Linked DNA regions of Homo sapiens: region 1 is linked to region 2. The links are chromatin contacts, found by Hi-C or POLR2A ChIA-PET in ENCODE. All regions are on one chromosome and are shown on one strand. The core of a region is the stretch at or near the end of the contact, and the rest is flanking DNA. Distances in the headings are between cores, read along the strand shown. Region 1 overlaps LOC105376360 (a long non-coding RNA gene). Region 2 overlaps LOC105376360 (a long non-coding RNA gene).

What was found. Hi-C counts contacts between places; a loop is a spot of excess contacts on that map. ChIA-PET counts read pairs that join two places held with the same protein, here RNA polymerase II (POLR2A).
Region 1: a loop to region 2 is called in a map of gastrocnemius medialis, with 2.3 times the contacts of the local background. The contact joins two enhancer-like sites. A Hi-C loop is called at or near these places in 1 of 168 maps with a recorded cell type or tissue (gastrocnemius medialis). POLR2A ChIA-PET finds 5 or more read pairs at or near these places in 2 of 52 experiments (A673 and HEK293).

Annotation. Positions count from the first base shown.
Region 1 is chr10:3,719,218-3,723,128 of GRCh38, forward strand. All of the region lies in intron 1 of LOC105376360 (a long non-coding RNA gene), which reads left to right. Among named protein-coding and RNA genes, the nearest start is that of KLF6, 64 kb to the right of the region's middle. RefSeq lists an enhancer at 3,378-3,911. Within about 2 kb of position 1,499, at least 10 of the 41 ENCODE cell types and tissues checked have a DNase peak (open chromatin) inside an H3K27ac peak, as active enhancers do; they include gastrocnemius medialis, where a contact is called at or near this core.
Region 2 is chr10:3,568,829-3,572,387 of GRCh38, forward strand. All of the region lies in intron 1 of LOC105376360 (a long non-coding RNA gene), which reads left to right. Among named protein-coding and RNA genes, the nearest start is that of LINC02669, 68 kb to the left of the region's middle. Within about 2 kb of position 1,796, at least 6 of the 41 ENCODE cell types and tissues checked have a DNase peak (open chromatin) inside an H3K27ac peak, as active enhancers do; they include gastrocnemius medialis, where a contact is called at or near this core.

The DNA of each region.
Region 1 (3,911 bases), core at 249-2,748, 150 kb after region 2:
CCCGAGGGTGAGTGGAGGCTGGGCCAGCACGCTCCTCCACTCAGGGGCCTGTCCAGGGTCTGTGAGGTGTGAAAGGGCACCTGACAATGGGCGTCCAGGGACTGCAGAGAAGGGCCCAGGTCAGGCCTCAGGCTGCTGGTCACAAAAGGCCTCGTGTGACTCAGATGTCCGCTTGCTCCTGGACGGCTTTCTCAGGCTGGGAACGAAGCAGCTGGGCAGCTTCTAGTTCTACCTGCAGAGTCACTTTCTCGTGTGTTTGTTTCATGTCTTCTGAACGGCGGGAGCTGCGAGGGCTACTGGAAGTTGAGAAGTTATTCTGCTGGGACGTGGCCATGCCCGGGAACCAGTAGCTCCGTAACAGCACCTGAGCCTGCAGCCTGCCAAGCCCCTGGCGGGAGGAGGAGAGCCTTCAGGGATTCCCCAGGAAGCCACCTGAGCAGGACTAGGGTGGAAACATCGGAGAGTGAAGGAACAGCCTCTCTCTTGGGAGGAGTGTGATCAAGAGGAATGAGGAGAAGAATGAGGTCATGAATCCCAACACAGACAGGCAAGTACACAGGTCCAGAGCCAAAGAGACAGAGAGACAGAGAGAAAGAGAGCTGGCCCCAGTGTGAACAGACCTGAGCCAGTGCAGACGTATCCCTGGTTAAGGTATAGACAAATGCAGCCGGGCGCGGTGGCTCATGCCTATAATCCCAGCACTTTGGGAGGCCGAGGCAGGCGGATCACGAGGTCAGGAGATCGAGACCATCCTGGCTAACATGGTGAAACCCTGTCTCTACTAAAAATACAAAAAACTAGCCAGGCGTGGTGGCAGGTGCCTGTAGTCCCAGCTACTCGGGAGGCTGAGGCAGGAGAATGGCGTGAACCCAGGAGGCGGAGCTTGCAGTGAGCCGAGATGGCACCACTGCACTCCAGCCTGGGGGACAGAGCGACACTCGGACTCAAAAAAAAAAAAAAAAAAAAGAAAAGAAAATGTATAGACAAATGCTTATCACCAGAAGAAACTGAGATCTTTCATCTAAAATTCAGAATTCCAGGCATTTATAGTGATTTTTAAGAAAAAAAAAATTATTAAAATAGTGATTCATCCCCCAAACCAATTTATTATTCTTAATGTCATTAAAAACCACACACACACACAAAAAGACTGGAGACTCAGCCCAGGACAGTGAGCATAGTTAGAAAGAAAGCCACTTGAGCAGGACCGGGTAGAGGTTAACTTCCAACCACAGCTAAAGATGCCAGATTGTCATTCCAGTTCAGTAAAGCCCACCTCAAACTGTATTTATTGATTCATTTCACAATAATCTGCTACTGTATTCAACACTCTAAGGGAGTGAGGAGTTTACTTGATTCAGCGGTAAACGCAGAGCTCTGGTAGGAGGTATTAATACTACTTATCAGCAAAGGTTACTAGCTTGCAAAATGTTTGAATCATGTTACCACATGGTTACCAAAGCTGAGTTATGAAATGCCAGGGGCTGACTCTGGGTGCACAGCACTTACGTAAGTCACTCTGCACAGGGCGCTGGAGGAGAAGTTGAGTTCTATTACAGGAAGCAGAGGAAGTTTCAGCAGACAGTCACTTGCCAATTTGAACAGTCCAAACACATGGTCTTCCAGTTTACATGCCCAGTGGTTTCTAAATAATTCACATGTCAGCTGCACAGACACATTGATAGTGTCATGGGTTTTGATGGGTTGGCCCAAATCCCATCATGAGTACAGTTCCATGTTCCCCCTGAAACTGGCGACGAGAAGTCCTCCCGGGGGAAGGCAGACAAGGGCAGCAGTGGAGTTTTGGGGTTGAGACTGAGCCAGAAAGCAAAGTGCCACTTCTGCCCATATGATGGTGAGATTTTGGAAGATTCCAAGTCTGAGAGACTGGGTCATATTGAGAGAATCGTGGAAATCATTTGGAAACCGGGCAGTGGGGAGGGAAGGATAAAGCCGTCTTCCATTTAAAAGGGAAACAGATACAATCTGAATGTATCTCCCCGGTTTGTCTGCTAAGGAGAGACACTCTTGTCTGCCGATAAAGAGCTGAGAGCCTCAAGTAGGTCAAAAATAAAGAAAACAAATTGAAGGTGAGATTGATTCATGACACATGTGTTACAAGGTCTGGTGGGAGCCTCTACTTTTTCTGGAGGATAAAACCATCAAAGCACACTGCCCCCGTTTCATCACACCACTTGCGTATTATAGAGACACAATCAGTTCTCAAAATCCCTAATTTGGGCATTTTGTGCCTCAAAAATATTTGTTCCCTTAGTATTCAATGTGGCACCATAGTACGAGTGCAGGTGTTTTGAATTTACACCTATCCTAGCTTTCACTTCTGATCCAACTCATGGGTTTGGTACGTCTGCTTAGCAGTACAATTTCAACGACTAAAATTGTCCGTCTCTATTGACTATGAACCATGCAAAAGGACGACCACTGGATGGTTTTCACCACAGCTGTGGCCACAGTGGCTGGAGAGGTGGTCCACCCTAGAAGACCCTAGGAAATAGCAGGCTGATGACACTGAACACATCAGTTATGTGAAAGGTGTGCGTGCATGGTGAGCCAGGAGGCTCAGTCCTGGGAGCAAAAAGACATTATAATCTTTAAATCAGAAGTAATTCCAGGAGCTTTCAACTGATAAAGGGGCTATCTTATGACATGAATAAATAACTAGACATAGTAACAACAAAATGATATTTTTCTTACTCAGGTGATCATCTTCTTATTCAAACGTGTATGTCAGAACCTGACTTAGGGATGGGAAGTTAGAAAATAAAATGAGAAAAGTGGAAAGCTGATTTCCTGCAGCCTACTTCCATCATTAACTCTTGGAGGCTTGACAATCCTTGTTGGAAAGCAGTCACCCAGGCAGTAAACGCTGACTAATTGATGTGTTAATAAAAGTGGACATTGTGTAACATTCCTAATATGTTAATAGTGTGGTTTGCAAAACATTTTAAAATTACTTTAATGAAATATTTGATTAAACGTAGGTTTAATTTAAAATTTCACATTTTTAATCAAGGAGGATCAGTAATTAGCCTGGAGGCTTGAATCGAGAGCATATGTATAATTTCTGCAAATAAAGAGAGTGCACCAGTGTTCCTAGAGGGTCCTGTGTCATCGACCTGTGTATGTGTGAATAACTACACATTTTTGGTGCTGTGGGATTCACTGGTAATTGCATTGCAGACCAATTAAGAGAGTATTTATAGTCCAAATTAACCTGATAATCAAGAATCCCCATACAATATTGATCTCTCTTAAGAATTTTCTGAATGTAGGTAGGTGCTCTAACCAGCTTCTTGAAGAAGTGTTCAGAAGCCAGAATCAATGAATTCGGCGGTAATATTTCCCCCTAGAAACGTGGGCCATTTTCAATTTTTGCATGCGCAGAGTAAATGCTCAGCAAAAGATTAATTACTTGAGTATTTCATCGATATTCCTATAGACAGAAGGTATTTACGGAGGGCCTGAGCATGCATTCTGTAGAGTCCGATAGGTGGGATGTCTTCCCTCACCCATCACAAGGGTCATAGCAGAGACTCCTAGAACAAAAGACAGGTTAACAGGAGAAAAGCATAATAGGCATAATATTTAGTCCAAATTTTACATGACACGAGATCCTTCAGAAATGAAGAATCAAAGGCCCAGGGAAAACTGTGTCTTTTTACACTTAGGATGGATGGAAGCATGGACAGACATGTAGGAATGTGATGGGACAGAAGACTGTGATCTAATGGTGAGAGAGTGAGGGTAAGCCCAGCAAGACCCACCTGTTCCTGTTCTCCATGGCTTCTCCATTTGTGTTCCTTACCTCTCAGGAAGAGGGCAGGACTCCTCTGGAATGAGGGTCTCCGAGGAGGAAGAGAGACAGTGACCTTTCTAAGTTTCATGGCTGG
Region 2 (3,559 bases), core at 546-3,045:
TGTAGCCATTTCACTACCTGCATGTGTTCTAAAATCTAGTGTCCTTTACAATTAAAAGCCACCTAGAAACGCAAGCATGCCCATCGCATAGATTGCATGGTCAATGGCTCCATACAGAGTCCCTTTAAAGAAAATTTACCAAAATTTACAACTTAAAAAAAGTGAAAAATTTTACCAAAATTTATAACTTAAAAAAAAGTGAGCCTTTTGCTTCCTGGTAGTAGAGGTTGGAGCTGTGATAATATTATGGGCACATATTATTATGTGCCCATAATAATATGGGCAAGGCACCTCATTTCAGTATGCACCTGTGAGGAACAGGCCAGCCATTGTATCATGTACTGAGTGAATAAACTGAAATCTAATCCAAGAACATGACGTTCGAGGTGAAGGTAAGAAATATCACATTACATTGGAACAGATGGAGCAACAATGACTGCAAATGGATGTGAAATTCACTCGGAAGTTTTTCTATTATTTTTATCACTCTAATTCAAAATACACCTGCCAGCATTCTTTTCTCTGATTCACAAGCACCTCTTTAAAAACAGACACAGTGTAACTAAAAGATAAATATTTAAGGTGATGGATATCCCAGTTACCATTTGATTACATGGAAGTATTAGATTATTACAGGTACCCCCAAATATGTACATCTACTATATATCAATAAGAAAAGGCTTGGAAAGTAAAAAAGGAAAAAAAACAGACATATACACACCCAATAGTGCACGTGCACATAACATCTAATTTTAAGTAGAAACGCAGTGATTTCATATCATAAAGAAAAGGAGTTTGGGGCCTTCCGTGCTGAGCCTTAGTGTTGGTAGGAAACACTAACAGGCAGTGCTGGGGACAAAATCTGTGGGACTCAAACAAAACGAAAATGTGGGTCCCCTTGTGAAGAAATCATGCAGATGGCCAAGGCCAGGACAGCAGAGGGCTAAGCTAAGTTCGTGTCCCATTCCCTGCAGCCAGCACTGCCCAGGAGCCGCCTTCCATTCTCAAACATGTAACACAGAGGCACCCGATGGCAGAGATGGCTTCACGCTAGCTGTGCAAAGCTGCCCACCATCATCCTGGAAATCATGCAGACGGCCAAGCCCAGGACCGTAGGGCACTAAGCTAAGTTCATGTCCCCTTCCCTGCAGCCAGCACTGCCTAGGAGCGGCCTTCCATTCTCAAACATGTAACACAGAGGCACCCGATGGCAGAGACGGCTTCACGCCAGCTGTGCAAAGCTGCCCACCATCATCCTGGAAATCATGCAGACGGCCAAGCCCAGGACCCTAGGGCACTAAGCTAAGTTCGTGTCCCCTTCCCTGCAGCCAGCACTGCCTAGGAGCGGCCTTCCATTCTCAAACATGTAACACAGATGCACACGATGGCAGAGACGGCTTCACGCTAGCTGTGCAAAGCTGCCCACGGTCATCCTGGGCCATGGTGCAAACTAGACGGTGGAGCAAAGGAAGTTTCAAAGCAAGCGCCCCTTCCTCTTCTTGGGCAAAACAACTTCTCTTTTGTGTTCTTCCAGCAGCCTCGACTGTAAAGACCTTTCGGTCACTGCATTAGCCCTTGTCTTTCCATCTGGCTACTCAGCTGCTGCTATTAGCTGAAACATCACTTAAAACAAGAAGCAAGGCATTAAATGTTTCATTCACCCAGGCAGCAGCTGTGGGGAGATAAAGGATGACATGCAATGGAGACTTTAAACACCAGAGCCCTGAGAGGACAGGGGTCTTGGGCGGCACCTCTTATTTTATCGGTGGGCAGCAGGCCTGTCCCAGGGAGTGGTCACTGGGGAGCCAAGCCTGTCAAACACCTTTTGGCAGGAATTGTCACAAAACAGGAACCTGCTGGGAGGACAGAGACATTTCAGCCAAAAAACAAAGGCCCTCGAGCCTTGGGCATTTTATTTTGCTTTGAAAAAAGACCTTTCAGCGAAGAAAATGGCATCATTGTTCTGCTCCTGAGCACTGATACCACAGCGGGGTCACTGTCCCCTAGTGCCCAGCACACCCTGCACAGCCTTGGGGACAGGGGCAGGGGCTGAGGGGCCACAGGAAGGCCCCAGTGAGGGGGAAATTGTCCTTCAGTACAGAACACTCATTTGCAGGGAATGTGGGGCTCGAGCCAAAAGGGCTGGCTGGCTTCATCGAGGCTGTGCATCGTGTTTGAAAGTGTGTTGAGCCATGTTTGTCCCCAGTGCCAGTCCCCACCTCCTATCCGGCAGGGCCGTCCAAGGTCAACGAGAAGAAATGAGTCTTTACTGAAATGCAGAAAGTACTGTGCTTCCCCAGCATCTGGAAAACCTGCCCTCCCTACAGCAGTGCCACTGGGGACAACGCTGTGTTCTCCTTGGGGGTGTGGCCAGTGGCCTCCCACTGTGGAAGACGGCCTGCAGGGCCTCTCTGCGAAGGTGACAACTCCTCTCAGCCGCTCCCTTGGCGAGTCCCTGTGCTAGATGAGCGGCTCGCTGGTTCCGATCATTCCTTTCTTCATTTGTTAACGGGGATTAAAGGACATTTCTCCAAGACCCCCTCCAGAATCTGCAAGACCCAGTGCAAAATGAACATGCAGGCCCCATGAACAAGCAAGGTTAAGAATTTCAAGGCAGTGACGAGGGGGCATTAAAGAACCCAGCATGGGGCCCTGCTAAGCTTGGGCCGGAGCGCCCGCCCAGGTGGCCCGTCCGTGACTTCTGCCCTGTGTGCTTGCCCGGATTGTTAGGAAGAGTGATCAGAAACGTGTGTGAAATCGGAGTGCTGCCCAGCTCTTGATAGATCCCGGGTGGATGATGGTCCAACTTAAACAGATGGCCAGGAAGGAAGGAAAGGTATTTCCGTGGAAATCATCTAAATCAAGATGCAGAGCCCACGTGTGAAAAGAATGTGTTGCTAAGAAGTCATTATTTAGATACAATGAGATCAAACTATATAAAGAAAATGAAGTGGAAATATGGGTTTTACCTGCCCCTCTCTCCTCCCAGTGAGAAAATGGAGTTGAAATATGGATTTTGTTTGCCCCCTTCCAAGGCGAAGAGGACGTTTGATGATGTCCACGTCCGAGGGCTGTGCCTGAGCATCAGAGGCAAATGGAAGTCAGGTCTCCTATGAAGACAGAAGTTCCAGTGACCCCAGTTGGAGAACACCAATCTCTTCTAAAAACAGAAAGTTCAGAAATCACAGCCTGAGTAGGCACTGACAGGTGTCATGTTCGTATTTTTACCCTAGCTCCATACATGAACATTTATTAACCATTATGAACATCTTAGAACAAGTAATTTTTCCTCCCTATGTATTATAACCTAGAGAGTGAAACTAAGAGAGTCTCATAAGGAACATGGACTCTTTCTATTCCCTTAAAAGGCTCTGCATGTAACACAATCTTCCTCACAAGAGACTTAAACAGATCGATCCTGTCCCCTAAAAATGTGTAGGCAGTATTTTCTGCCTGTAACTTCTGAAAACTTCCATAAATTTCCTTTCTGCTGTATGAAAGGACTTCCTTTCATCTATCCTAAAACTACCCTCTTCAAACTTCAAAGGCTGACGCCACA